Regions from separate parts of the Mus musculus genome. Here regions 2 and 3 are each linked to region 1. Evidence: chromatin loops called from intact Hi-C (ENCODE). Cell type or tissue: left cerebral cortex. All regions are shown on one strand. Links, peaks and the distances in the headings refer to the core of each region. The heading gives the core; the rest is flanking DNA. Region 1 has its middle 23 kb from the start of Zkscan2. Region 2 overlaps Hs3st4 (heparan sulfate (glucosamine) 3-O-sulfotransferase 4). Region 3 holds the start of Hs3st4 (heparan sulfate (glucosamine) 3-O-sulfotransferase 4).

Region 1 (10,352 bases), core at 1,451-9,450:
TGTATATATATATTTTTATAAGCATCACCAAATCTTTGGGAAATGACAGTATTAAAGTGTAGATTACAGACTATACCAAAATCATAAGAAAATAGGAAATAGAGAAAAAGAGTTTAAGCATAACTTTTCTTTTAAGAGGCACTGGAGGGCCGTTGCTCCCTCAACTAACTAAGAGAGCACTTGATCGGCATGCACTAGAGCTTGCCTGCACCCCCCAATGCTGCTTATACAAATAATCCCGGGAAAGCCTTCACAAGGTATCTCATAGGCTTGTGTAAGAAGACCCATTGAGGACCCTAATGTGAGGGTGCTTCCAGGGTTGGTAGAGGGAGGGGGTGCTCTGAGTGTGGGTGGGACATTCCGTGACTGATGGAAGAGCCTGAATGGAGTAAACAGAGAGCTAATAGAGAGCTGGCCCTTTCTTCCCTGGTCTCTGACCTGCCGTGATGTAAACGCGAGGACAAGACATCGTGTCAGAGTGTCAGGCTTCGACAGACAGACAGACAGACCATGAAACTGTGAGCCATGACAAACCTTCCCCTACTCAGGTTATTTCTACTGGGCACTTTGCTACAGCAATGTGAAAAGCCACTAAGCATTCCCATAGCAATGAGCATGCCCTGTACTTCTCAGGTTCTGCCATCCCCAGCAGAAGGAGCAAGGCTTTCTGGGAGAGATGGATGACTCCAAGGTGAGGATGGGGAAAGGCCACAAGAGTGTGAAGTGTCTTGTTCTTGGGAGAAAGAAAGTTCCCCAATGATGGGGACATATATCAGCATGATTCAGGAGATATCTTAACCCCCCCCCCCCAGCCAAATCTGCAAAAATATAGCACTAAAAAAACTGATAATACTGCTTTATAATCTAGAGATAAAAGTAACCCACAAATTCATATAAATTTAAGTAAATGTATGGATAAAATAAACAAATGGGAGAAAGGAAACATTTTGTTAATAGTAGAATCTCAATTAGTAAATCCAGAAGCCACCAAGGACTTAGAAAATCAACACTTGGCAGTCACCATAGCAACAATTGTTTCAGGCAAGAATCGTAAGTGAATGTTAAAGTCAGTAAGTAAATATATAATAAACAGAGCATTTACGTGATCTCAGAGCTTCTCCCAGGAGGAGCCACAGAGGCTTTGCAGTGGGAAGCTGGCTGGCATCACGTTAGCCCGCAACTGCGTCTTTGCCTTTTTGTGCTCTGAGTTGTGCCAGCGCAGAGATTGATGTTTTGCTCTGCCTGTGAGACAGTGATTGGGACAGCAGTCCTTCGTCCTGACTGACGCCGGGCACAGATTAGGGGCTTAGCATATGCTTTTGGGCTGGACTCATGTTCATAATCTTAACTTCTTCATTTGTTATATTGTTTGTATACTTTGTTTTCTTATGTTTATCAACCTGATCTTTAAAGGCTGAGTCAATGAAACAATGGTTTCCCGTCCTTCTTGCATGCTGCCTAAGGTCTCCTGTTACTTTGTTTATCAGAAGTTCCAGGGCTGTTTGGAATGTACATGTTGGTGCTTCGTGGAGGTCACACCCTTGTCATCATGATTACAGTGCCTCTTTGTTTATTATATTTGCTTCTTCCTTCCTCCCCACTCTCCCAGAGCTGGGAATTGAACCTAGAGCCTCTTTCGTGCCAGATAAGCACTTTACCACTAAGCTATAACCCAAGCATTCTCTTCTTTTGGTTAGCTTCATCTTACAAGAGCAATGAGGCTTGTGCTGTATTTTCAGTATATACACAATATGCACATACACAAATGTACACACACAATATGTATGTATACACAAATACACTCACACACAAGTACATGCACACATACACGCGCACACTATATGTGTATACACAAATACACTCACACAAAAGTACATGCACACATACATGCACACACACAGTATATGTGTATACACAAATACACTTACACACACACACACACACACACACACACACACACACACACACTTCTTTTGTGCATTGCTTAGTTTCTTCTAAATTCAGTTCAACTGGTTTCCCTAGGACTTAATGTGCCCTCTACAGCACTGTGGCTCACAGGATCCATGACTATTTGGGGATGGTGTCTATTAGTCACAATGGCAAGAGTTTGCCTTTTCTTCTCTACTTTTCAAATGGCCATTTTACCTTGTGAAATTCTCATCTAGTTTTCAAGTAAAGGTAGTCTCCCCACCTACCGTGTTCCTGCAACAGCTTATTGTATTTATCATCTGTGTGTTGACAGACACTTAGGTTCCTATCTTGTCTCCTGTGAGTGGTGTTACTGCAGCAAACACAGACCTGTGGGGTCTCTTTGTTCTGCTTTATAACATCCTTGGGTGAGGATGTAGTAGGGGGATTTTAGAATATGCAATTAGTTTTATTTTCATTTTTGAGGTGTCTTCACAGAGTCTTCTGTAACATTCATATTAACTTGCTCTCCCCCATTTTTCCATCTCCTGATCATCTACAGCAGGACTCGGTATTTCTTCACACACCCTGAAAAGGGAAACCCTCTTCCCTAAGTATCTGCGGACAGTGTGGACCTCATGGAGGATCTTGAGGGGAAGAATCATGGCTTGCATATGGACCACACAGAGAGCTGTGGCTAATGGCTTGTCCCAAGTTTGTAGCATCTCTCAGAGGTGGGGCTTAATGGCAGGAAGTGAGGTCACTCTGAGTGTGTCCTCAAAGGGGGAATGGTCTTTCCTTTCTTTTCTCTGCTTCTCACTCCCCATGAGGTCAACAGGCCTCCTATGCTATGAGCTCTTTCCAGATGTTCTCTCACCACAAGCCCCAAACCTAAAGACTAAGTGACTGTGAACCCAAACCTCTAGAACCAGAAGCCAGGATAAACCTTTATGTTCATTGATTTCCTCAGGTTTTGTCACAGTGATGGGAAGTGGGTTGACACAGAAAGCAATGGAACTTCACACTATCCAACATGGCTGCATCTTCAAAAGTCCTCTTCAACGTGTCTCCTTTGCTTTTGATGTGCTGGGCTCTAAGCCCCTCCTTTCTTCCATTTCCCTAATGTCTTCTTTCCCTGTCTCAGATTTCTGGCTTTTAATTGTGAGTGTGAACATTTAATATTGCTTTCAGATTCACCAGCAACCAGTTTATAGGGAAAAAGATAGTTTACTGCTGGGCTCAGTGGCATTGGCTTGTAGTCTGCTATACTTGGGAGGTGGAGGCAGGAAACCTGCTACAAGTTCAATATACCAGCTTGGGCTATATCAGGTAAAAACTCCCTCAGTTCCACCTTCTTCAGAGTAGGGATGGGGCTGCAAATAAAGAGGGGTCCACTTGTCCCTCTGGTGGCTTGTTTCAGGGTAAAGTTCCAAGAGAGGCTTCAGTCCCTGCCTGGTTCATGGATCTTGCTAAACCACATAGATGTTTCCTTCGTCCTAAAGGAGATGAAGGGGTTTATCTTAAGTCACGTTCACCCTGGATAAAAGGCGCTATCAAGACCTCCTCCCGGCTGCTTGTTGGACTATTTGTACTTTCCACAAGTAGTAAGTATGGTGTCTCTTTCATCTTCTAGCTTCCCAAACTGACCTCGGGGGTTCTGTTTTCCACTGTTGCTCCACCGAGGGTCAGTGGGGCATGTGGGCATCCTAAGAGGTGGATGTTTACCCGTGGGAGCTGGCACTCACCTGTGCGGTCTGTCAGAATCCACGTTTTTCTTCCCCCAGTCCTACGGGGCTCTACTGTCTCCAAAGGCAGAAGGGCACAGCGCGTCACCAGTGTGGGTCACCATCTAGTGGTTATGTAGGTTTTGTGGTCTGTGCCCAAGGCAGATAGATGCTCAGGCCCATTAAGGCCTGCCCTGTCCCCTGGCCGCCTGGGCTGGCTCAGAGGCTTTCTCTCACCTGAGTTCCTCCGAGTTTTAGGAGAAGTTTCCGGCTACAGAGCAGAGGGTCCATGTTCTTTCCTCACGGATTTTCCGCTCAAACAAACTCATTCTAGGCCGTGGCCATAGAACATTTCTGCCGTCTGAAAAACGCGGAGGATGGAGGGGGAGCAGGAAACACTCAGCAGGGAAGCGTGGATCAAATTAAGAATATTACCCAAATACATCCAGTGTGACAGCCGCCCGCCATCGAGGATCCCCTGTGTGCTTCTCCATCCCACTGCCGATGGCTGTGAAGCCTTCGCACCCGAAACCAAAGTCGCTCATGGGCTATGTGGAGACCCAGGGTGGGCAGGACAAACTGTGAGGCTCCTTTGATGGATGCATGCTAAGCTTTAATTTTGGATTTGCCATTTCAAATTTGTGGAGCAAGCCGTCCATTCACCCTGTGATTTATTTGCACTTGAGCAGAGGTTACAAGGTTCTGACTCTTACTGTGATTTCCCCCCCTGCATTGGTCAAGGAGGCAAAGTGCATGCTCTGTAGTATCCCTCAGCCTCAGTTTTTCCTTCTGCAAAATAGGCCTGTGATGCCCACACAGCTCCATCTGAAGGTGCTAATGAACAAATGAGTGACTGTTTTTTTTTTTTTTTGTTTTTTTTTTGTTTTTTTTTAACCGAGACTGTCCTCAGATTTGCAATCTGCTTCCTTCAGCCTCCCAAGTGCTGGGATTACAGGAATGCACCACCACACTGTGCTATGTTTTGCATTTTGTGGAATGTCATCTAGCTGGAACACACAGTATAATTCCTGCTCAGATTCCCGGCAAAACTGTGGAGGTGTGTGTGTGTGTGTCTGTATCTTTGTGTATTTGTATCTGTGTATGTGTTTGTCTGTGTGTGTGTGTATTTGTATCTGTGTGTGGTGTGTGTCTGTGGCTGTCTATGTGTGTATTTGTATCTGTGTGTGAGTGTGTGTGTATCTGTGTGTGAGTGTGTGTGTATCTCTGTGTCTGTGTGTGTTTGTATCTGTGTGTGTCTCTTTGTCTGTGTGTATTTGTATCTGTGTGTGAGTATTTCTTTGTGTGTGTCTGTCTGTGTGTGTATTTGTGTCTCTCTTTGTGTGTGTTTATGTGTGTGTATCTGGGTGTGTATTTGTATCTCTCTGTCTGTGTCTGTCTCTCTCTCTGTATCTGTGTATGTGTCTGTATGTGTTTGTATCTGTGTGTCTCTGTGTCTCTGTGTGTGCATTTGTATCTGTGTGTGAGTGTCTCTGTGTCTGTGTGTACAAGTGCACAGGCATTAGCATGCTTATGCAGGTCAGAGATGGATGGTGTCATACTGATTTGAGTGAGACATGTCCCCAGGCTCAGGCATTTCAATACTTGATCCCCCAGTTCGGATGTTTAGGAGGTGTGGCTTTGGTGAAGGAAGTGTGTCACTGGGGCAGGATTTAGTAGATTAATGTCTTGTCACTTCCAGTTTGCTCTCTTTGCTTCAAGCTTGTGGTTCAAGATGTGAGCTCTCAGCTGCCCACCCCTGCAGCCGTGCCTGCAGCCTGCTGTTCCCACTTCTATTCTAGTGTCAGCAAACCCAAGGAGAACAGATGACCTACGCAGAGACACAAATCTAGATAAACATCCTTTTGTAAGTTGCTTCTGGATGGTGTTTTCTCACAGCAACAGGAGAATAACCAGCACAGGCGTCTTCCAAATCTCCCCACAGTTCTTTTGTTGTTGTTTGCTTTTTTGAAGCTGTTTTTTTCCTTAAGCAAGGCCTAGGCTGACCTCAAACTCCCTCTGCAGCTAAGGCTGGCCTCAAACTCCTAATCCTCTTGTCCTCTTGCCTTCATCTCCCAAGTGCCAGGATTATGGGAATGCACCATCAGGCCAGCCTTTTTTTTTTTTTTTTTTTTTTTTTGAGGGAGAGAGAGAGGCATGTCATTGAACTCTGAACTCATTGATGAAGAAGTCTAACTGGGCAGCAAGCCCCAGGAATTTTGTTTGCTATGTGACTTTAAATCCATGATGACAATCCAATCCTCTATGAAGATTATCATAGAGGTGGGTGTTGTGAGAAATCTCTGAAACTCCTCAGTTTTACTGGGAGCTAGTAACAATACAAAGTCTTAGGGGTTAGGGGTATGGCTCAGGGGTAGAACTCTGGCTTAGTATGTAGAAGGCCCTGGTTCAGGCCCTAGCACCACAAAATGTCCCCACAAACTTCAAAAGGTAACATACAGGTGGCAGTGATCGTGTTTGGAGAATGCTGTCTCTCAGGGTTTTGAGTTTGCCGTGGATGATCTTATAACCTCCTGACTGGGACAGTGAGTCTGTGGGTGCTAATCCAAAACATAACAGCAGAGGGCAGCCTGTGCCCAAAAATGGCAGCTCTTTCCAACAAATTCCACCAACGTTGCTGTCTGCTGATAACAGAATCAGCGAAAGCAGCTCTGGACTGCTGCCTGCTTGGGGTCTCTGCATGTAAATTTACCTTCTTGAAAGATGTACAGCAACAGAGTCAGAAAATTAGAACTCTACACGGACCCATAAAAGACTCCATGTGGGTTCTTGGTCCTCACCCAGTCTGGCTTCCCTTTCTCCTCTCAGGCTTTGGTCTTATATTCTATGGGCTGCAGCCCACTCCCAGGAGCTTAGCTGTGAGGTTTTCTCACACTGGAAGGCTGCTCCCTCAGACGTCACGTGGCTCATTCTTTTACCTGTGTGAGATCTTAAGTCACAGACCTTAACTCTGAACCCCCCACCCCTTTTTAAAATTAACTCCTTTCAATACTCTATATCTCGATTTGAAAGGAAGCCAGGGCAGAGACTGTACACTACTGTTACTTTTCTCCAGTCTTAAGAGATTAAACTTTATAACTGAAAAAAGAAGGTGGTTAACCCAGAAGGTAAACTCCTAAAGTCAGAACCGTTTCCCAGATCATGTCTCCATTCTGTGTCATCCGCCGAGGATAAGCCTCCTGGTGAGAAGTGAGCACTTTAATAATTGTTTGTTGAATGGAACTACATCACAGCTCTGCTTATGAAAGACATCGAGACTGTAAGGAACAAACTAGCATTTTAATGAGCTTTTGATTCTAGAATTTGGGCTGGGCTCAGATAGGTGGCATTTCCAATATAGACCAGGGTCTACTGGTCTCCGCTGAATTTCTGTCCCTCCACAGTTATCTGCCAGGCTGGCTGAGACACCTCAGTTTTACTCCACAGGGGCTCTTGGAATGGTTTATAGAAGCTGTGTTTTACCTCATTTAAAATGTATTCACCAGTCAGACAATGAGAAGGTGTCTGTTATTCAAAAGGCATCCTTAAGGCTGCAAAATTGATAATAGGCAGAAGCTGGCCTCAGTGCACCGTGTTATGCCCTCTCACTGTGGGTGAGACATCAACGCCTGCCCTTGACTTGGGGCTGGCCCTGTAACTTGCTTTGGCTGATGGTATATTAGCAGGTGAAATGCAAGCAGGGATTTGAAATAGGCTTGTAGGCTGGTGCTGGCCACGCAAGTGTGCCTGTGGAGAGACACTTAGAGCAGAGCAGAAGTAACTTAGCTATCTGATAGAGGCCAGTGCAGATGTGCAGAAACTAACTGATAGGCACATGGGCAAGTCGTTCAGTGTCAGCAGCAGAGCTGCCTGCCTGACCCTGGGCTGACCCCAGGTACGTGCACTGATTGCTCCCATCTCACTTGTCTCCACAGAGCATCTGTGATCTCCCTAGAGGATTTAAGGAGTCCCACAAGTCTAGTTACAGACCTAGCTCTGGAGGAACACGGTGACAGTGGCCAGACGCATGTGGGCTTGGGCGCTGTGCTGGACCATCCTTCACAGAACTGGTGATTCCTGGTAACCTCCCCTCCAGTGATGGTGCGCAGGCTTCCTTTAGGAAAAATCTCCCTTCTTGTCAATGAGCTGGCCCCGGTAAGACCCTGACATCTGATAAAGAGGGGGTCACGAACGGCAGGAAAGGAAGCTGGCTGCTGCTGCTGCTGCTGCTGCCCAGAGCATGCCTGTGGTGATGGATGAGAGGCCTGGCGGCCCGAGAAGGATGGTGATGTTTACGTTTTCCAAGGCAGGGCATTTCCTCCCAGGGCACAGGGTGAGTGGACAGGGTCAGAACAATCCCCTTTACATTTCTCCCCCTTTATGTCTTTTTTATAAGAAATAACTATTTTTGAAACATGATAGGCCCAGGAAACTGCATCAAGGTTATGTTCTCTGACAGATTTTTCCCTTTAATTTTAATTTTTTGATGGAACACTGAACTCTCCGAGCAACTCAGAGATGAAAAACATTGACCCATTCCCCATAAAAATGCTCATAAATATGAAATTTTACTTAAATGTCAGGGGATTTATCATGTCTGTGAAGCTCAGGAATCTAGATTGGTTCTAGGGAGAGTTAGAGAGATAAAGAGGGAGGGGGAGGGTAGAGGGAGGGGACTTGAGGAGACAAGGGCCTTGAAGGTTGAAGGTGATAGTTTGGTTGTGGTTGGAGTATGCCCTCCTAGAGGACTTACACAGTGTGCTGAAGGTTTGATGATCCCTCATGCAGTATTGAGGAGCATGGAAGCCCTAGAGGTGGAGCCTAGTGGGAGGTGGCTGGGCCTTGGGGCGCCACTCCTGGAAGGGATTGGGGCTCATCTTGTGGAGTGGGTTAGTTACATAACAGCCAGTTGTTAGCAAAGAGCAAACCTGGCCCAGCTTCCCATTTGACCATATAATCTCCTGTTCCTGTAAACACGCCCAAGACTGTGATGTTGTCTGCCTCCGGGCTCCTATCAGAGCACAGGGCTATTTAGTTTTAGACTTGTAGCTTCCAAAACTGAAAGCTAAACAGTCCTCTTTGCTTAATAAGCATCCAGCTTCAGGTACGCTGTGGCAGTACCAGAAAATGGGCTAACTGAATAGGGGGAGACAGAAAACTGGCAAGGAGACAATCAGGAAGAAATGAAACAAGTTTAGAAGCAGACCTATGGAGGCAGTTCAGCCATGACCCTTCAGGCTATAGATGGAGGCCCTCTTCTCTAGCCCTAGAACCTACCCTCCAGCTCATCTCAGCTGCTGGCGCCACCTTTGCTATCGAATGCTGCAGACTTGCTCTCTTCTATCACGTCTGCTGCTGGAGACTCCATGAGGGTGTACACTAATTGATTTGTTCCTCGTAACTGCAGAACACTGTTATACAATAAGAACTGATGGCATGTGAAGTGCCCACGCCTTGGTAACAGTCACTTAAGTGCCTCCCTTTTCCTGTTATTGACAGGAGGTTTCTTCAGGCACGTGTCCTTGTTCCTGAGAAGCTTCTGTGTGGTCCTTCTTTAAAAGTAGCATTCCTGGGTGATGTCTTTGACATTATTGTCACCAGCTCTGTGAGAGCATCATATAATATACATTTTCTCCTTTATATTCTTTTCCATGCTTAGTGTTTCCTGACTTACATTTTGCAAACAAGTCTGATGCAAAACGATGTGTCTTAGTCAATGTTCTATTGCTGTGAAGAGACACCATGACCAGGACCTTATAAAGGAAGCCATTGACTTGGGGCTTGCCTACAGTTTCAGAGGGTTAGTCCATTACCAGCGTGACAGGAAGCATGGAGACACGCAGGCAGAGATGATGCTGGGGAAGGAGTTGAAAGTTCTATATCCATATCCATATCCATAGACAACAGGAAGAGAGAGACACTGGGCCTGGCTTGAGCATTAGAAACCCCACCCCCAGTGACACACTTCCTCCAACAAGGCCACACCTCCTAATCCCTGTCAAGTAGTGCCACTCCCTATGACAAGCATTCAAGTATATGAGTCTATGGGGGGCCAGTCCTATTCAATCTACCATATGATGCATACATACTTTAAAGATGTATATTTTATTTTTATCTTCTCCTTTTGGGGGGTATTTGTATGCCTTTGCTGTTAATTTACTATTCATATTCTTTGCCTGCTTCCTCTTTGGTATATTTAAAGTACAGTCTATGTGTGTGTGTACATATTTACATGCTAAGGTGAAGAACACATGGAGGTCAGAGGACAGCTTTATAGAGTTGGCTCTCTTCATATGCCTTTTCATGGAGGACAGGCTCTGGGGATTGGATTCAAGGTCACCAGGCTTGTTTGACAAGCACCTTTACCCACCATGGCACCCTGCAGACCATTGATTTTGAATTCTTTTAGTTTATTCAAACTAAAACTATTTAGTTTAGACAACCTTCTTCAGATTTTAAAAATGTTGACCAGCGTGGTGGAAGGAAGAGCATAAACTGGCTCTGATGGTGGCTGGTGAGACTCTGATGGTGGCTGGTGAGACTCTGATGGTGGTGGCTGGTGAGACTCTGATGGTGACTGGTGAGACTCTGATGGTGACTGGTGAGACTCTGATGGTGGCTGGTGAGACTCTGATGGTGGCTGGTGAGACTCTGATGGTGGCTGGTGAGACTCTGATGGTGGCTGGTGAGACTCTGATGGTGGCTGGTGAGACTCTGATGGTG
Region 2 (10,352 bases), core at 799-8,798, 600 kb after region 1:
CTTTGTGTGTATGTCACCCCATTGCTAGGATATGTCTGCTTGTCTGTCTGAAAGGAGAAGGAATATGAATGGCAGGAAATACAATAGCTTGTCAAACTACCCCACTTTGTTTCAATTTCCCTCTAAACAATTATATATTTTATTTATTGGGTTAATGGATTTAGAGGAATTTCTCCAAAGGTTACTGCTGTCTTACTTATTTTAAAAAGTGCAAAAACCATTAAATTCATATTAGTGTATAGAACGTCAGAAAACTTGGGTAAGATGACATGTAGTTCACTTGGAAAAGAGACAAGAATGGGGTGAAGTAGCAAAGCACATGGAATCGTGGTGATCATGAGCTCTTGACATGTTGCCCATATTATTTATGCTCGTGTTTTTGTGGTTTTGTGATTGATAAAATACCTGACAGAATCCACTTAAGGAGGGAAAGGTCCATTTTGGCTCACAGTTCCAGGGCTCAGTGCCCATCACAGCAGGGAAGAAACTGCAGAGATCCTTTCATTGAAGTGGGAGCATGTGCAGAGGTTAGTCACATGCTGGGAGAGCATGACCGCAAGTGAACAAGACACACACCCAGATCCAACCTGCCACCAACCAACTTTCTGCAGCCAGGCCCTACCTCCTACCTGACCCGCAAATTGCCAAAATAGTACCATCTACCAGAGAAGAGATGCTCAAAGTGTGAGTCTGTGTGGGACACTTCAGATTCAGTGTTGGCTCTTCTCCAGGGCACCCGGAACACCTGGAACTGGGCTCAGCTGGCTCTGCCAATGTGCTGATGGGCAGACTTGTGCATGCCACCTCCCTTGTCTGCGTGAGTAACTGGAGGAGGTGGGCATTCTGCTGTGACCTGACGTGTCTGCCTCTTGACTCTCGTGATGAAGGCTGGGGTTTCAGAAGCTGATTCTCTCATGATGGCCTCTGGCCTGAGGAACTGGGGGCGCCTTTGTAATGTTTGCAATCACAGGTGTGCTTGTTCACAGTCATGCTCCAGGGGCAGCCACCTCCCTGTGCGCTCTCCTGAGACAGCAGTCGCATTTGCCTTTTCTGCATGTTCTTGTCCTGTGTGTAAAGAAGACCTGAAAAAGCCCTGTATTTATAGTGACAATTCCTGTATGTAAAACATTGGAAGAGCTCAGAATTACCCATTCTGAGCTGTAGAACTTATTCCAGCCTTTTCATGTGACAAGGAATTTATTTTATTCTCTTGGGGTCTCATCAACACAGCCTGTACCAGAGAGCCAGAGTGTAGGGATCAAAATAAAGATTTTAAAGTCCTTTACTACCTACTGGGAAAAGAATGATACTTATTTCCTATTCTTTACCTGTGCAATCTATGACATCCTCTTATCTTTATATGCATGTCAAAAAGCCCTTGTGATTGAAATTCAAGTGAGATCATGCATGTCTGTGGTATTCCAGGCATGTGTCTGGCACTTGTAAATGGCACTCATTATGGGCATCTTAGATATTACCTATTTTATAGTGATATATTGAGATAACCCAGAGGGGACTTGAGTACTTTTTAAACACTTCTGGGAATAACCTGATGGAGGTGGAATGGCTTCAGTTAGAGGAGAGGTTTTAAGATGGTAGATTTGGGGGAGGTGGGAATGAGCACACGAGTGACAGGTAGGAGGCTGAAGGGACACCCAGTAGCCTTCACATGGAGTGATTATGTCATTGAGAGGAAATGGGGAGCAGAATGCAGTTGCATCTGGAGATATGAAGGGACAATAGAAGGTTAAAAATAGTCATTGGGGAGAGTGGATATATAGGTTGTCAGGACAGTAGCAGTACACATCCTGGGCAGCACCAAGGGTCTAGTGAGGGCTGGCAGTCTGAATTCATAGTGATGCCACCTACCCCACCTATCCTACTGTGTAGCTACAGGGAATATGTACTGCAGCAATGTAACAAAGAACTGCATATTGAGTGGCTTCAGCTGTGGGAATGCACAGCTTTACCATTCTGGAGGCTAGAAAGCCAAGAGCCATGTGTTGACCGATTCATTTCTCCCAAGGGCTTCCATCCTTGGCTTATAGAAAACCCTCTTTCCTCTCTCTTTCTTTCTCTCTCTCTCTCTCTCTCTCTCTCTCTCTCTCTCTCTCTCTCTCTCTCTCTCTCTCTCTCTCTCTCTCTCTGCGTGCGTGTGTGTATCCCTGTGTCATCTTTTTAATGAGGATAGCAGCCATACCATATTAGGATCCATCATTACCTCTTAGCTTTCTGACTCCCAGTGCAAGCACATTCTAAAGTATTTGTGAACCTCAACTCTGAATTTCAGGGAGACATAGTTCAGCCTATGACACAAAGAAAATGGATGGTATGGTCAGCCTAGGTTAGGACATTTCACCTGGCAGGAGTATCAAGGGGTGAGGTGGCAAGGATATCAAAAGCTTTGCTAAAATAAGGAGCATGGATTGAATGCACCCAGAGAGGGACATGAGCCTGCAAGAGTAGGAAGTAAAAGGAAGGAAAATGCCCAGGAGGTAGTGACAGGAAGCCTTGTCCAGAAAGTGAACACAGGTGAGATGGGGACCAAAGGGCTGGGGCTGCAGAGTGGATGATTGTATCTGGGGCTTCTCAGGTGATTGGAATACCTTTCATGCTGTATAATTCCCACGAGAGGAGTTATCTCTTTATAAAGCAAAGACAAGCTTGCCCTTTTCAAACCTCCCAGGACATGCCATCTTCCCGACAGTGATGATCCGCTGGGTTGCCTCCATCCAGCAAAAAGCCCCGTTTGTTGGCATGTCATTAAGTGGAAGGAAGAGATCACACAGGCTCAGCTAAGGAAAGCATGACAAACAAACAAACAAACAAACAAACACATATAAACTGGGAGTTAATAAGAGATAGAGCCAGAATTGCTAAGAGGCTGGAACCAGAAAATGGCAACCTAGCAGGAATAAGACACCAGAACCCAGAGTCGGACAGTCAGTGGGATCCAAGGTAGCCACAAACTCAGGCTTTTCCCCCATCTCCCTGTGGGATGACATGCAAGTTACCTGTGGGGCCACATCCAAAGTTCTAAGATGGAGCTTACTTCTTGCTTCAGAAAGGACAAGATCAGCCCATCTTTGGTATGAGGCATGAGTCTTGGACCCTTCAAGCCCTGGGTCCAAACAATGAACAGAGTGACTATAATTTGCATCCCACTTTCTGCATATGGGCCAGGGGCAGCTGCAGTCCTTATTGACAGGTTGGAACAAAGCACAGCTCCCTATAGCCCTTGGAAGATTTTTCTTTTGCTATTAAATTCTAGAAAAATTGACATTAAAATGTGATCCTTACAAAAAAAGAACGCTAGCATGTTGTTGTTGTTGCTGCTGTTGTTTTACTATGGTGTAAGTCACTTTTTTACTGCAGGTATGGGGTGGACTTAAAATATCAAAACCTAGTCCTTAGCATAAAAAGCATCAACTATGCTGCCTTTAAACTGTTTTTAATCTAGACATTTATCTTAAGGGGAATCTGGCCTGCTACATCCCAAATTTCCTCATTTCCTAATAACTATACACCTGTGTGAAAGTTACTGAAACAAGGAAAGTTGTTGAAAGTGTGATGCTGTCACTTAGTACCACCATTATTCTGGCCGAGTTTCAGACTTAGAAGCCTGGATTCATGTTTTTTGTTACTAGCTAGCTTTGTGACCTGGAACTAGTAGTTAATGCTATACTGGTCATCAGTTTCCTGTTTTGTAGGTGATTTGTTTCGGTAAAAAGTATTAGAGTGATGTGAAATGAATTTGAATGCACCCCTTTGAATTCCCAACATTGAGCAGGTGGGCCATGAATACCACTCTTTTGATTTTTGCCAGAATTCTGAATGAAGATCAAGGAGTGGAAGATTGATGGAGGCTCACATGCCATCTTTACAGCTGACCAAGGGGACTAAGGTTCACTGTACGAACATAGCATATCTGATTGAATCACCTGCTTAGGCGCAGCGGACACTTAGTTGGGATAAGCTTGTCCTCATGAGAGCCTGACTAAAGGACCAGAGAAGATCTCTATTCTGTAGACAGCTTGCTTTGAAGAGGACATTTCCCCTAAATTTGGCAGCCAGGAAAATCAATGTTTTCCTTGGGACATTTATAGAGTGGACAGAGGCAGGAGTATTCACGATACTCTTAGTTGAGCTTCCCTCAGGGAAGGGGGGCTCAGTTGAGGAAATAAAGTTATTCCCTTACTGCTTAGAACACTGAGAAAAACTGTTAGCTGAAAACACAACCAAAGCCGTTGCGAATCTTCACTCAGGGCACGGCTCACAACTGCACTGCTTTTCTTTCTCACTTCACCCTCTCCCGTCTTCTCGGCTTCTGCACAAGTTGTCACCTCTATGAAGATTCCTTGCTTGAAGTATCTCCAACGGTGGTATCATGTGTCTCCGCTTGCCCGTGTTGTGTGCGTGCAGCGTCTCTGCTCTGGGGGTGGAAGAATCACCTTCCCATCGTTTTCTGTTGTTATGACTGAATACCACAGACTATGTATTCTTGTAAGAGTAAAACTGTATTCAGCTCATCGTTCTAGAGGTCTGGATCGGAGGAGCCCGTCTGGTGAGAAGTTTCTTGCTGGCAAGGATGCTTTGAGGAGTCCCAAGGCAGTGTAGAGCATTACATGGTTAGACAGAGTCTGAAAGCTTGCTCTAATATAAAATCTTATATAAAAAAGATTGTATAAAAGCCGATACAATCACAGGGTAGCTCCATCTAATCCTGGTCACCCCTCGTGGCTGTGCTTCCAATTCTCATAGCTTGGTGAGGTTTTTCTGTATGTCCAATAGGAATTACATTTCAGCATAATTTTAGTGAGAAGTTCAAACCACAGATTTTCCTCTCCCTCTGCCCTAATATAAATTTTATGAATTAAGGGCTGAAAATTGCATGTTTCAGAAACAGACCTAAGGTGAATTTGAACATGGTTTGTAAAATGGTTTACACATTGACATTGTTCATTAAAGCAGTCACAAGTGATTGCTATGTTCAAAGGAATTGAATGTTCTAGAAAGACAGATTGTTGGGTGATTCTTCAGGGGAACTTTTCGAAGTAACAGTGATACACCACATATAGACTCTAGCGGATCAACACACTGACCTACATGGTTTTTCTTTTAAATGCCCCAGATGTGCACCTCTGACCTTCTAACCACTTCTCTGAGTTCATCCTTAAAATGTCAGTGAGATGTAAGGCCTTTCCATATAGAAATGTTAGTGTTAGAAATGGCTGCTGGGGGATGTCTATTTCCTTAGGAAATGGAACCTGACTCCTTTACCTGCTGGCATAAAACAATGAAATGAAACTGTTAAGTCAGACTCCTCCGTTCTACTCATTCCACCCTGATTAGTTTTGAAGTCTTTATGTAGCCCTCACTGTTCCTCAATTGAGATTCTCCTGCCTAAGCTTCATGAGTTCTAGGACTACAGCCACATATTAGGACTACAGCCACATACTAGGACTAGAGCCACATACTAGGACTACAGGAACGTGTCATGTCTCCCTGTTTTCTTCTTTCTTTTCCTTTCAACCTTCAATCTGTCAACAAGGTCCGTCTCTTAGTTTTCAATGCTGGAATGGAGCTTTCTGTTTGTAGATCTGCTGCCTAGTAGCCAGTGAAGCCTGCCTTCATCTCTTAGCCAGAGTAGTGATGACTTTCTAGATGGGTTCCCATTTTACTTTCTAAAGCATTGTTCATACAGTGACACCTCCCAATATGTCTTGTTTAAACAGTGACTCCCCATCCATTTGTAATAAAAGCTAAATTCTATCCCTGTGGCTTCCAGGACACCAGCCAACCTGGCTTACAGCTGTCCTCCTTCCTCTCTCTGTGTTTCTGCCACCCAAACACCACCATGACCATTCATTCATTCAAAGCCTTTGGCTTTGCTGTGTTTTGTCCGCCTTGCCTCTTACCTGTATACACTGAGCTGTGTCTCTCCTTTAGGTTTTACTTCAAGCAAATCACTCTCTAACTGCCTATCAAAGACGACTGTCCTGCAGTTCACCTGTGGCAGGCACATCACTTGACACTCTCTGAGTTTCAATCTTGTCGCTATTTGTGTGCTTATTGTCTATTCCCCTTGAGAGTAAATCCCACAAGGACATGGGCTTTGTCTATCATGTCCATTGCTCCATCTTTATGAAGAATCAGACCTGGCACACAGTGGGTGTTCAGTGACACTCTTGAGACATGATAACACATGAGGGAGGTTATGGTTAGAGTATTTATGACTCTTTAGTTATATACAGTTTTCCATATTAGAGCTTAAAAATGATGTCCCTTAGTCATCAGGCTGATTGTCACACTTTAAAAAATATCGTGGCTAGAGCTCTTCCTTATCGATTGACTGGAAAAGTTTGCTGCAAAAGTGAGATCAGAAGGCCATTGGCACAGAGGATCCCTGGTCTGAGTGTCCAGCCTGGGGCCCCACTGGCTACCAGCATCCCCAGGTGTCATCCAGAAGTGTGTCACCTCACTTTGATGTAACTGAAGGGCACACAATAGCTGAGACTTTATAGCTCCCTGTAATTTTGCTGACTTGGCCATTTTAGCGAGAAATAATTTATTCTAATGTGATTTGCATTGCATAAAATTATAATAAATGTTTTTAAGAACAAGGTGCTGTATATTTATGAAATCTCTTGTGTTTATATGAGGAAGAGGTTTAAAATGTATTGGTATGTATTTTCCACAAATACTTGTATGCAAGGCTATAGACTGTGCAGCCTTGGAATTAACATATATTATTTGCATAAACCATAAACAGTGGGCAATTTTTTTTTTGCCAAACAAAAAGTACTGATTACCTTAGAAAGGATATTAATATCTTTTCTTTATCCATATTTTTAAATTTTCCAGACTGTATTTTGATGATCATTCATCTTGTCTCATAGCACAATCTGCAGCAAAGACTCTCTCTCTCCATAGCTCCCCAAACAAAGAATAAGATGCAGGGAGGCAACAACTCCTGCATGTGAATGGCCTGCAGTGCAGTGATCCTGACTGGCTGTGGAAGGCCTCTGCTTAGTTAAAGTTCACAGTCATTAGATGCAGGCATGCACCAAATAGATATCTGATTGACAGAGGGGAGCCAGGAAATATGTTTCCAAATTAAATTTCATGTTTATTTTCAGCCCTCCTTAACAGCCTTCCTGTTGAAGATTTGAGCCACTGAACCAAACTAGTTTCCTCTAGGAAATAAAATGTGTTGTTCAAATAATTCTCTGTATGTTTCTGCCTTCATAATGTGGGATCCTCGGGAATAATTTCAGCAGAATCAATAGAAACAATGCTGAGGTTGAATTTCCCCTGAAGTAGGAATCCTGCTGCGTGTGAAGAAAGAAAACAACAGCTATTGACTGGCTCCAGAAAGAGAGGAAGGTTGGCCCTGGGTGTTGGTCTGATCTGGATTTTATTACACACGGTGTAAGTTCTGTACCTTTATCTGTTAAATGATGAGAGTCACAGCCATGACTTGGAACACAGTGACAGGTAAAGGAGTGGCTCTGTGTAGAGACTTTAGAAGAATGCTCAAGCCATTCAAAGCTATTGCCACCACTGTTGTAACCATTAGCACGTGAGCCGGAAAAAGTGATGTCTATGGCACAGACACTGAGCAAATGGAGCAAGACTGAGTGTGTGTCTCAGAGTGGAAGAACATTCTGGTGGGCTTGCGATTCTGTCATGCAAATCCCATGGGGAGAGTGAGGAGAGGATGGCTGGGGAACAAAATAGCTTATAATGTGAGGAATTAATAAATAGAGTCACCAAGCACATCCTGTTTGTAGAAGGACTTTTAGTTCTTTCCTCACAGACCCAAGCCTTTTCCATGCCCAGGGTCAGGGTGCTGCAGAGGAGTTCAGACACCAGCCAACCATCCACCCACTCTTTACAGCCTTCCCAGGATGCTGTGTGCTGGGTCTGATAAGCATGGCAAAGCTTATTTCCTAGTGGGGAAGACTAAGAAGCAACTTTGAAAAAAAATGCTTCTACAGAGTGGGTGAGAGTTTAGAGAATGGAGCACCTAAAATTTCTAGTTTAGCTCCCTGGCAAAATGATTCAGTGGGTGGTGTTTCATAAAGCTCTGTGTGTTTATCCTTTGTAAAATATACTTCCTCTCTAGCATGGAGCCTGAAACAACAGAGTAGTTCCTGGTCCAGCCACATCAGCACCAACTGCTTTCTCGTCTCTTTTCTGTGCTATAAAGAAAATGTCCAAGACTGGATAATTTATAGAGAAAAAAAATCAGTCTGTCTGTCTATCTGTTTATCTATTTTAGATTTTTTTTAGACAGGGTTTCTCCATGTAGTCCTATGAGTCCTAGATCTTGATCTACAGACCAGGCTGGCCCTGAGATCTACTTGCCTCTGCCTCCTGAGTGCTGGGATTTAACTATGTGCCATCACCTTCTGGCCTGAGAAACGATTTATTTTTCCTTCTAGAGCCAAAAGTGTGGTTCTAGGAAGTGCCTGACTTCTGGTGGAAGACAGAAAGCAAAGTGAACATGAATGCAACAGACAGAACCTGAGGCACATGCACAGCTTCACAACAACCCAGTTGTGTGGCAAACTCCAGTGCAGAAAGGACAAGCACATGCTGACAATGGAGAGCATGAACCTAGTCCCTACAATGAGCCCATAAGCCTTCAACAACCCTGTTCTTTTGTTAAACCCCATGGCATGTTTTGGTTATGATGCAGCCTCCACAGCCTCCTGGGTTGAAGTTTTGGTTCCCAGTTGATGGAATTTTGTTTGGCAGACACAAGAAATGTCAGAAGGTGGGGCTAGTTGGAGGAAGTAGGCCACTAGGAGGCCTTCAAAGATTATACCTGGTCCCAGGTGCCTTCTTCTTAATATATTTCCTGTCTACCTTGGGGCGAGTAGCCTTTGTCCTATGCTGTCACCATCTTGGTGTTACCCTTGATGCCACCTCAAATCCAGAATAGACGTATCTACTGTCCTCCACTGCGACTTCTGAGTATCTGGGACAAAATGTTTCTTTCCTCTTTTGGCCTGTTTATGCGAAGGATTGTATCACAGAGACAGAAGGTCTGCCTGGTCACCTCATCATCTATCCACACAAGTCAGATTTCAGGGCGAGCATCTGAGTGAGCAAATCAGTCCCCAATGTAGCAACTGGGATTTTGCTAAAAGTGTAGATTTTTTTGACTTTTTGTTTCAAACTCTCTGAATTAGAAAGCTGTGGTGTTTGTTACTTTAGAAGGTTTTCTTTATTTCAGGGGACCCCAATAGACTCACCAAAAACTACTAACCTAGAGAAACTCTTGACATTGAGGCCTAAAAAGATAATGAAAGGTTGTTAAATGAAGCAATCTTCTGTCCAGTACTGGTGAATTGTGGTGATGTGTTAATCCAATGTCATACTGTTCAGCACCAAACAAGACCTTATCCTGCCCTGGTTACATTTCAGAAACATCATAAAAGGAGTCAAAACACATCAGGTCCATGAATGAAACTCTGAATAAAAGGAAAATAAAGTTGTCTCAAAGTCCAAGCAACTTCCATCTATTCTATCATTGTAAGCATATAAATAAATGATAGCGCCTTAGTTACTTTTATTGACACGTTAAAATCATATCAGTAAAGATCATCAAAGGAAGTAATTTAAAGGAGAAATGGTTTATTCTAGTGCACAGATTAGGTTACAGTTCATCATGGAGGGGAAGCCAAGGGTGAAGGGGCTTAAAGCAGCATGGCACACTGTGCCCAGAGACAGGAAGCAGAGAGGATGCATTCAAGTGCCCGGGTAAGATTTTTATACAGTCCAGGATCCCTCACTCATCTTCATCCAGAAGATGGATCTCCCCACATCAATTAACATAATCATGGTAATTCCCTACAAACATGCCCAGGGCCCATCTTCCAGGTGCTTCTAGAGTCTGTTAAGTTGGCAATTAAGACTAACTGTCACAAACACATACTATGTGTGACTTGTGGTATAGTGTATAGAGTTGAATGTGTAGGTAGAGAAACTAGGAGAGAGGAGGGACTGTGTCAGGAGGTGAGCCACCAAAGGCTTTGTTACCATCAGCAGGGGTTTGTTTATTATTATTTTAAATAGATTTTATTTACATTTTTCATGCGATGTATTTTGATCATGTTTTCCCCCCTCTTCCAACTCCTCTGAGATCCTCCCTCCCTGCTGCATTTTATATGCCCTGCTCTCCTCAGCAGCTGAGTGGCAGGTATATTGGATCCACTATATTATCCTTTCATATGTAAAATTCATAATCATCCATTAATTTTTTAACAAAGCTTTTTTCCCCCCTCCAGAGCAACATTTTCCCCCTATCTTTGTTTGAACATCAAAACTCCCCATGCTTGCTA
Region 3 (10,352 bases), core at 1,373-9,372, 460 kb after region 1:
AATGTTGTAGTTTCATTGTACGATGGATTGTCAAGCGGTTGGGAAATAATTAGTGCTAGAAAAACAAAGGGGGGGGGAGTTAGACTATTGTGCAAAACTGAAAACCAAAATTAATCTGTGTAGACATTTTACAGAGCTGTGTATAGGAAAATAAAATGTAAAAGGTACCAGCAACATTCTAGGTAAATATTGACATCCTTGGCGGGGGGGACTCAGGACTGAGGGGCTGGCCATGCGACAGCGAAGGAGGTGGGGGCAGCAGAAACACTGAAAGCAGTGACCTGGAAAGCTGCTAACTCAATAACAGGAAGAAATGTGACAGAGGAACAGAACCCTGATGGCCCTAATAAATAATAGGCTTTTACGAATCCGTAAGAAATGGCAACAAGGGAGTAGTAAACTTATAAAAATGCAAACTAGCAGCTGAGCACTGTGGTGCACACACGTGCACACACCTGTAATCCCAGCCCTCGGGAGGGAGGCTGGGGTAAGAGGATTAGCCTGAAGGAGGAGAGTGGGACTATCTCCAAAGAAGTAAATAGAGAATAAACAAATTAAAGGCATAAAGCATACAAGGCATGAAAGATAAATGTCTCAGTTAGTCTAGCATGCCTCGCAAAACCCACTGTGTGATGCTTGGCAGACAGCTGGGCAGATTAGAAGTCTGAAACCAGAGCAGCAGTGAGTGAAGACTCTGCTAGCCTGTAGACAGCCACTTTCCTGTAGTTCTTTCACATGAAAAACGTGTGTTGGGAGAGGGAAGGGAACGGAAGGAGAATAGAGGAAGGGGGAAAGAAGGAGGAGGGAAGGAGGGAGAAATAGAAAGGGAGTTATCTTTTTCTTCTTATAGAACCACTAGAGAACCACAGTCTTATGGTGTTAGCAGCCTGCCTATTTGTCCTCATTTAACAATAACTCTCTTTTAAAGACCCAGTCTCCCCACCCCACCCCACCCCCACCCCACCCCCAGGACAAGGGAAGGAGAGGACTATGGTGCACTTCATAGTCATAAGTAAATCGTAAATAAACACACAGGAGTGTTCTCATTTGCATGTAGAAAAAAGTACAGGAATATTTATATCCTTAGGGGATACAGATATGACTTCCTGACTTCCTGTGCTGGCTAGTTTTTATGTGGACTTGACATGAGCTGGAGTCATTTTGGAAGAGGCACCCTCAATTGAGAAAATATCCCCATCAGATTGGTTTGTGGACAAGCCCGTGGCACATTTTCTTGATTAATGATTGATGGGGTAGAGCCCAGTCTATTGATGGCCCCACCCCTGGGCTGGTGGTCCTGAGTGCTGTTAGAAAGCAGGCTGGGCAAGCCATGAGGACAAGCCAGTATGTGACATTTCTCCATGGCCTCTACATCAACTCCTGTCTCCAGGTTCCAGCCCTGTTTGAGTTCCTGCTTCGACTGACTTCCCTTGATGGATGGACTACAAGCTGTAAGATGAAATAAACCCCTCCTCCCCAAGTTGCTCTTGTCAGGGGTGTGTATCTCACAATGATGGAAACCCTAACCAACACACTTTGGCCCTAGCATTCTCAAGCCCATGACTTGATCTCCATGTTTATTCTGTTTCGAGATGTGCTATTGAGCCAATTATCTTTCTGATAAGCATTGGTTAATTCTCTTCCCCAGATTTTGCCACATGAGACTTTTAGCTCAAAGCAGCTCCTGATTTCTCAGTTCTTTTCCAGAGTTGGGTCCTACTGTCCCTGGTCATCAATATAATGTTATTGATCTTCTGCTTCTTGCCTAACAGTGTCTTATGTCCTGCCTTCATCATTTTAGTTTGGCTGGAAAGTCTATCCAGTTTCCCTTCAGAATTTTCCAGATGTGCATCTTCATTATGTGCTGTGTTTGAGGAAAGTGTTCTTCTATATTGCTTGGAAACTTAAAACCAAATTTGTACAACAGAATTCTAATATTTGAAGAATGAAGCTCCTTAGGATTTTGTCAATTTTAAAAATTTTATTCCTTTTATTCTATTACATATATTTATTTGATATTTGTTTGTTGGTTCTATTCTTATCTTATTTTATTTATTTCTATTATTGTATTTATTAGTGTGTATTTAGTGTGTAAAACAATGAGATCCACTATTAAATTTCATATACGTATATCTGTCCTTTGTCCATATTTAGTTTGTTTTACTCTCTTTTGTGCTCCAACTGCCCTTCCTGGTAATTCCTTTGCTCTTTCTGACAACACCCCTGCCCGGTTCAGCATGGCCTTGGTAGGTGTGGAAGGACATGGTTCCCACCCATGGAACAGGGCCAACAGGGTCCAAGACTGCTGTGGGCATAAGGCTTGTTTGTGTAATGCTGTACATATTTTTATGTTCCTCCTTCAAGAAATACCCTTCCTGTCAGTGTCAATGACTCTGAGATAATCAGAGATAGCACTGTCTGGGAGATGAAGGTGTGTCTAATGTCACACAAAATGCTAAATATTGGGACCTTCAGGACAGCCCTTAAGGCTGTGGGAAAGAACTCTAAAAACATGAGGTCAAAAATATATAATTTCTCAACTCTGCAGAATATAAAGAAGCAATATGAATTGTGTGAATGGCTTCATGAATCAAAAAGAACAAAAGCAGCTGCAGTATGAGCCCGCTTGTCAGAAAGAATCAAGGGGCTGGGTCATGGGATGCTGTGTCATAGAATAACCAAAACAGAACCTGGAGTAAATGACTGGGTTGATATGTAAAATAAGAGACTTGGCTTATGGTATGCAAGAGATGAGCTATCCAGAGAATTTTTTAGAATTGCAAAAAACACTTTGGAGAGTTTTCTCGAGTAGAGCAGAGAGAGAGACAGAGAGAGGGAGAGGGGGGAGGGAGAGAGAGAGGGAGAGAGGGAGGGAGAGAGAGGGAGAGAGAGAAGAGGGAGGGGGGAGGGAGGGAGAGAGAGGGAGAGAGGGAGGGAGAGAGAGGGAGAGAGAGAGAAGAGAGAGAGAGAGAGAGAGAGAGAGAGAGAGTTAGTTTCTGTGTCTGGAGATCTCCAGAGAAAGCAGAACTGAGTAGAGTAAATGCCAGTCTGGAAAGCTGTAGCATATAGACCGCCAGCTGGGATCCATGGTTTGACTTCCAGCTCTGGGACCCACGGTTTGACTTCCAGTCAATTGTTTTTGCAACTCCCAGGCACCCCTTCTCTTCAAAGCCCTCTCCAATCTGAGACTGGTCCTTGGCACACCCTACCCCTTCCATGTCATGTGCAGAGACACACACATGCAGTTGCACAAACACACTATAGGTTGTGATGAGAAAGGTGTGATACCATCTTTCTGGCTTATTTTACTCACCATGATGACCTGCTGCTCCATCAATATTTCTGAAAAATGTCGTGGTTTCATTCATCAGATTTCTTTATCTCTTCATCTGCTGCGGGACATATAGGCTGGCTCTGTGTCTTGGCTGTGTGGCAATAAGCACATATGAGCAGGTTTCTCTAGGTATGACAAGCTAGAGTCCTCCTGAGCTAGAGCCAATGAAAGTCAAATCAAAATGAGTATGTGGACTGTAATCAGTCAGACAGTCTGGGTTGTGCTGCTATAACAAGCAAGCCCTACGTCTTTCATGTTAAGACTCATGCAGGATTATGCCTTGGTTGTATGCATGTCACTGGGTCTGTATTCTTCTGAAGGAGCTCCATCTGCTTCTTCCACAGTTGCCTATAGGACTGTGTCTCTGAGCTTCTACCTAGAAGGGATGTCCTTCCTTCTGATCAGGCTGTGTTTCAGTAGCTAGAACATTCCATGGCCACATGTTCTGGAAGGAATCCAGAAAATCACATCCCTTCCATGTTCCCACAAGGAGGGTGGACAGTGTCTGGAGAATAATGACTATTAGACATTCTCCTGACTATTGCTGCTTACTTAAAAAAAAAATCTCTTCAATTAAACAACTACCCCTCCCCCAAATCCTTCTGGTATTTTTCTTTTTAAAATGTCCAGAAAACCACAGTTCAAGTGACTCAGAGATAGTGTCTACTCACCAGGCTTTGAGTCACAGCTGTCATGTTCTCAGCAGTTTAGGAAGTTACACTTCAGTGAACTCTGTGGACTGGGATAGAAGCAAGGGCATGCATACATTTTTCAGGGACAACATTTTAATAGGAAAAGAAGCAGGCAGGTTCTGAGCCAAAATTTAGATCCAACTAATTATTGCTGGCCACCACACATCAGGCACACAGCCAGGTATCTTTTGCATATGTTAGCTAATTCAATTCAATCCTTAAAAAAAAATTCAGGTGACTCTTATCATTCTTTATTTAACTACATAGAAAGTATGCAAAAAAAAAATCTGCTCGGAAGCTATTAACTAGTAACTAAGGTTACTAGTAAGGTGTGTCTTGATTCTGTCACCTGAAGATGCAAAAGCATAATACAGTATCATCATAGAAATTGAGACCACACTTATCAGGCAGGGCTGTGGGGTGCATGAAAGGTGAGACTTCCAAAGGAAAGAGGTTGAAGTTTATTAGTTAGGGAAAGATCCAAAAAGGGCATTAACAGAGGCGAGAAGCATTCCTCAGGGGCATTGATCCACTTGCTATTGCTGCCTAGGATGAATAGAAATGAGGTGTTGGGAGGCCTGGAGATGCGTTGGGAGAAAGCTGTGAAAACTCAGATAGGCCTGAGTGAGCACGGATGTTGGCAGTGGAAACAAAACACAATCCTACTTCTCCTCTCCAGACCCAGTGGGCATTGCAGCTTGGAGTTGGCATTCTCTCTACATAGCATCTTTTTATTCTAAGTTTCTTAAGGACATGTTCTCAGGGACCCCTTTTATATAGAGAAGCATGCAACTACCTCAGTATAGATTGCACAGAGTTTCTCTCTAAGAAACAGAACACACACACACACACACACACACACACACACACACACACACAGAGAGAGAGAGAGAGAGAGAGAGAGAGAGAGAGAGAGAGAGAGAGAGAGAGAGAGAATGCATGCCTCTTCCCCATCACTTCTTGGACATGGTGTTTGACCAATAAGATGTCATTCATTGTTTGTTTGTTTGTTTTGATGTCATTCTTTTAGGTATCAGAAAGAAAAGGGATCCTGAGAAATCTTCCTGACAAGATTTCTCAGATAAGAGTCATAAATGTGCAGGCACAACCCAGATGGACAGGGGAAAACACAGAGCCTGTAGGCTCTTCTGGAAGGCCTGAGTTCTAGATCTGAGTTTTCAGGCTTAGTTGTGGTTTGTATGTGCTTGGCTCAGGGAGTGGTACTATTAGGAGGTGTCTCCTTGTTGGAGTAGGTGTGGCCTTGTTGGAGGGAGTGTGTCTCAGTGGGGGTAGGCCTTAAGACCTTCCCCCTAGCCACGTGGGAGCCAGTCTTCTGTCTGCCTTTGGATCAAAATGTAGAACTTTCTGCTCCTCTAGCCCTATGTATGCCTGGACGCTGCCGTGCTCCCACATTTATGATAATAGACTGACCCTCTGAACCTATAAGCCAGCCCCAATTAAATGTTGTCCTTTGTAAGAGTTGCCTTGGTTATGGTGTGTCTTCACAGCAGTGGAAACTCCAACTAAGAGAGTTGGGTATTCAGAATCAGTAAGTAGACTGATCCTCCAGGGAAAGTCTGCAGTTTTCAACCATTTGGAGTCGATTTAAACATTTTCCCTTCTTCCTGCTGCCTGCCAGATATCTACTATCAGCTTGCCCTTTCTGGGCTACATTTTAACACCATTTTATGAAAAAAATTTGTTTCCCAAGTCTGAGAACACATCTTTAGTGAGAACTGCATACAGGGCAGGTCTGTTTTGACTGCCGAGAACCGAGAGAGTCTGAGAACTGGGGGTCAAGAGCAGCAAGGCTCTGGCTTCAGCATCCTAGTGCCCTAGCTAGCAAAAGAAGTCCAACCCGAGGCAGTGGCAACATTAGCAGACACCGAACTTCCTATCTGACAGCTGCACTTGGAGTTGAAGGAGGGCTGGATGAAGTGGCATTTCTGTCAGCTTCAGCTGGTCCTTCCCATTAACATTACAGTAATGGAGTTGTGTGGTGGTTGAAGAAAAGCATCGCTAGTTACAGGGGGTGATTTACAGGACACCAGACTCCGTATTTCAGAGTCTCCTGTGTACCATAAAAAATGTATTATAAAGGAATAATCTTTATCTGAACCGAAGCTGCGGTGTGGAAGACTCATGTCCAGCTGAGAGCAGCAGCGAGCTTTTGTTCACCCAGGGAAAAGTCCCCGGTCTTCGTCATATTTGATTAACATTTTTCCTCTCTTTGGCACTAGGTATCTTGTTAATATTTAGACATTATATACATTTTCTTTCAACTATTGTTCCCATTATGAGATCAAATAGAACAGGAGAAGCCAGCCTCTGCAGCAGAAGAGGGAGAAAGCTGATAGTCTGGGTAACCAGCTAACTGTGCCTAGCAGGGTAGAGCACATTAGAGCCAGTGCCAGTACTCACGAAGAAGGGCTCCTGAGAGCCTCCCTAGATGGACGCTCCCCCAGTTCTAGGTTCCATCTTCCCCTTCTCCTGCGCTAAAGGCTACAACAAACCAGTCCACTTTAGAATCTCGCAAAGCCTTTAATACCACCGAGTGAGAGGAGGGATGGAAATCTCTCTGCTAAGCACAGGCACCTAAAATATTCAGTGAAGTGACACGCAGACATCCCTCTGCTTATTTGGTGTTTGGAGGGATGAGGACCCCAGTCTGTGTCAGCTCAGGGAACCCCAAGCTCCCTTAGCCCGCAGTGCCTCCCACAGGGCACAGGTGGGTGCACCTGTGGTTAAAGGGACCCGGTAGGGGACAGCGCCATCTCCCAGCAGAAAGTACAGTCTCTGGGTGAAAAGGCAGGGGCAAAAGCTTCTAGTCTGGGAAACCTTGGGGTCTGTGTCAAAGCTCCACCCATCAGGAGCCTCAAAGATAAGGCTGGGGAGGTGGAAGTTGGGGTGGGGAAAGAACTGCATCAGAAAGCAAGGCAGGAGAAAGCTAGGGAAGAGACAGTCAGAAATGGGCTGAGTTTTCTCAGAGTCCCATCGGAGGAGACCTGGGGGAACTTGTCACTGCTAGGATCTCAGCTTCTCCAGCGCAGGACGGTCCAGGCCAGCTCTGGGTTACAATTCCCTCCAAGAGTCTGGAGCGAACGCTGGCGAGCGCGGACACCTCCGACTCCCGTGGGAGCGCAGCGCTAGGGCGGGGCGAGGTCCTCCGCGCGCGCTTGGCGGCGGCTGGCGGGGGCCGGGATCTCCGCTCTCCCGGGCGCCCCAGCCTTGGCGCACGCCTCCGCTCTCGCGCACCCCCTCCGCAGGCACGCGCGAGGCGCACCCCTCCTTCCCCGGGCGGCGGCGGGCGCGCGCCCGGCCCCCTCGCCTCCGCCCCTCGGCGCCGGTCCTCTCTCCCGGCAGAAAGTTAGCAGCAGGGAAGGAACTCGGGGCTGCGGGAGCGGTAGCCGCGGCAGCGCGGGGAGAGCGGGGCGCTGCGCACGGAGCAGGTGCCGCCGCGACTAGGCGCCCCCCTCGGGCTCCTGGCCTGAGGTTGAGGGGGGCGGCGGGGGCTCGCGAGGGGAGGGGGCCATGCGTCCGGGCTTGTCCCCGGCGCAGCGGGACGGCAGCCAGGGCCGGGGGCGCAGCGGCGTCGCTCCATGCAGCCGGGGCGGCTGGGCGGCGGCGGCGGCGGCGGCGGGGGCGGCGGCTGAAACCATGTCCGGGCAGCGCCGGGGGCCGCCGCCGCCGCGAGCCGGGAGCCGCGATGGCCCGGTGGCCCGCACCGCCTCCGCCTCCGCCGCCGCCGCCGCCGCTCGCCGCGCCGCCGCTGCTGCCCGGCGCCTCCACTAAGGGGCCGCCGGCGCGCAAGCTGCTCTTCATGTGCACCCTGTCCCTGTCCGTCACCTACCTGTGCTACAGCCTGCTGGGCGGCTCGGGTTCGCTGCAGTTCCCGCTGGCGCTGCAGGAGCCCCCGGGATCCGCCGCGGAGCCCCCGCCGAGCCTGCTGTCTCCCTCGCTGCCGCCTCCCCGCGTGCGCCCCGGCGCCTCCTCGCCGCCGCCGGACAACGCGAGCCGCGGGCCACCGCCCGAGCCCCCCGAGCGCTTCACGACTCCTGCGGCCGACGGCTGGGGACTGGCGAGCGGCGGCGGTGCTCGGGACGCCTGGCCCAGGAGCCCGCCTGCCCCCGGAGACGCGGTCACAGAGCAGGACGCGCTGTTGGGGCGCGGGGCGCAGGAGCCAGGCGCAGCCGAGGAGCTGGAAGGCCGGAGGGCGGCCAACGGGAGTGCGGAACGGGGCCCCGCCAGCACCCCTGATTATGGGGAGAAGAAGCTGCCCCAGGCACTGATCATCGGGGTCAAGAAAGGAGGGACACGCGCGCTGCTGGAGGCTATCCGAGTCCACCCGGACGTAAGGGCAGTGGGCGTAGAGCCGCACTTCTTCGACAGGAACTACGAGAAGGGGCTGGAATGGTACAGGTAGGAGGCTGCTGCGGAGTGCCAGACGCATAAGGGGTCCCGAGAGCCCATAGCCAGAGCATCCAGGGGAGGGCAGTGGGAGCCCTGGCCTGTTTGCGCAGAGTCCCGGTACAGATGAGAGAACAGGACTCCAGCTAAAAGATCACTTTATTTCTGGGAAAGGGGAGGAGCAGGTGCCTTGGAGAACTACCAGGCTTCAAATCTGGGAATCCCCAGCTCTCCCGCCTGTCTGTGGGGTGTTTCCCAATCCAGGCCAATACAGGGCGCTGGGCTTCTAGTTGAGAACAAGCGGAGGAATGAGACAGGAGAGCTAAATTGACGACGAGCTTTGAGATCCCCAGGAATCAATCTAAAGCGCCCTCAAAAGCGTTTGTGTGGCTGGAATCCAACTTCAGTGTTTTAAGGTCAGAGCAAAATGAACAGTTAAAAAAAAAAAAAAAAGACGGTGTAGGCGCTTTGGCTATTTCCTACCTCTGTAACTTTATGTTCCTCTTGGCTGAATGAACACTGGGTTGATTTAGTATCAGGAGCCTAGGTGTCTAGATACCAGTTGGTGCTATAAGTATGTCTGTGCCCTGTGCAGAGATCCTTCTAATTTGAGCATCCTTGGAGACAGACTGGAGTTACTTCTGCTGGGAGTTATATACCTCTTTCTGACAGGACACCATCAGGTGTTGGAACTGCGAGGGAGGAAAGGAGCAGGAGAAAGTTAAGTGCAGGTCAGATAGCGATTATCTGTCTTTCTTGCCAGCCCCGACATTAAAACAACATTGGTGCGTGCACATGCTCAGAATGCAAGCCCCTTTCTCTCTTGTCCCTCCTCTTTCCTCCCTCTTCATATCTTTCTGGATAACAGATCTGGACGGGTGGCCCCATCTCGATCACATTTCAATAATTAATTGCAACTGTCAAACAGAAACAGAGCCCTTGTCCGCTGAAGCGATGCTATCAGTTCCACAGAGCCAATAGGTAAAATGTCCTGTGACAGGGTTGCTTTCCTGTGGAAGAGACATGCTTCCTGGGTTTAGATTACAGCCTGGGAAAAGTTTGGGCCATTATTTTGGGAATACGTAATAAGCATGTGTGTTGTGACTGTTTTCTCCCACTTTTGAAAAAAATTGTCTTGTGCCTTAAAAGCTGCAGAGAAGTACACCGAGCCATAAACATTCCAGCACATCACACTGAGACAGGGAGTGTGTCTGTTAATGTCTTGTCTGTTTCAACAGCAAGAACTAATTGGGATATTTTAGGAGGCTTCAAACAGTCCCTTCCTATCAAAACATAAAACAGCAAGTGCCTAATTTAACTGGAAAAAAATCCTTATTTATAACATCACAAGCCATGGCTTCCAGTTTGTGATTATAATTAAAAAGGTGTTAGGATGATTAATGCAACAACAGCAAAATAAAGACAGGGGAAGATGTCTGGGAAGGGTTCAGCTGTTTGCTGGTGAGCTACAGGAATGTCCTGATTTTTTCTGTGGGGTAGCTTTAGCCATCGGAGGGGAAGCAGGCATCCCCCCTCCTGGTTCTAATTTTAAAGCTGCGCATCTTGTGGGAAGTGTCAGATGCCCTTTAAGAGAGGAATAAAGATCAAATCTTGCAGCATGTGTTTTGGGTGGCTTTGCTGCAGTGGGGCTACAGAAAGAAGTGATTTATTTGGATGACCAATAAAGTTCACGGGAATGCTTGAACGAGGAAGTCCCTATCTTGGGGCCAGGAGAGTTTTCTAAATGAAAGGAAAGAGATGATAGATTTCTTAGGTTCTTTTACAGTGATGCCAAGATGAGATACATAAGCTACCTCACGGTCATGGCTACCGAAGGTGTGCGGTGTAGAGATAATTCCAGCCTCCTGATCCCAGCCAACATTTGTGGCATGTGTGGCTTGGTATTTGTTAGCCCTTAG

Evidence for each region. Peaks named below come from ENCODE experiments on the same cell type or tissue, not always from the same donor. Only the 100,000 strongest peaks of a DNase experiment are listed, where the experiment ranks them.
Region 2: a loop joins it to region 1, with 5 times the contacts of the local background. A loop is called at or near these places in 3 of 42 quality-filtered maps.
Region 3: it touches region 1 in a loop (2.9-fold over the local background); 4 of 42 quality-filtered maps call a loop at or near these places.

Annotation. Positions count from the first base shown.
Region 1 is chr7:123,518,180-123,528,531 of GRCm38, forward strand. No RefSeq gene overlaps it. Among named protein-coding and RNA genes, the nearest start is that of Zkscan2, 23 kb to the left of the region's middle. In left cerebral cortex, for the core only: a CTCF peak has its summit at 6,201 (motif pointing right); a DNase peak (open chromatin) is centred at 6,226.
Region 2 is chr7:124,114,764-124,125,115 of GRCm38, forward strand. The region is part of intron 1 of Hs3st4 (heparan sulfate (glucosamine) 3-O-sulfotransferase 4); the gene reads left to right. Among named protein-coding and RNA genes, the nearest start is that of Gm25759, 26 kb to the right of the region's middle. In left cerebral cortex, for the core only: no CTCF peak of the experiment used is centred there; DNase peaks (open chromatin) are centred at 4,396 and 8,066.
Region 3 is chr7:123,975,449-123,985,800 of GRCm38, forward strand. It overlaps Hs3st4 (heparan sulfate (glucosamine) 3-O-sulfotransferase 4), which reads left to right and starts at 7,380. Exons shown (of 2, transcript NM_001252072.2): 1 at 7,380-8,445. The coding sequence starts at 7,733. It overlaps Gm26974 (a long non-coding RNA gene), which reads right to left and starts at 8,006. Exons shown (of 4, transcript XR_003946874.1): 1 at 7,877-8,006; 2 at 4,006-4,073; 3 at 3,314-3,425. In left cerebral cortex, for the core only: no CTCF peak of the experiment used is centred there; DNase peaks (open chromatin) are centred at 6,259, 6,838, 7,258, 7,938 and 2 more places; H3K4me3 peaks cover 2,835 bases; H3K27ac peaks cover 1,209 bases.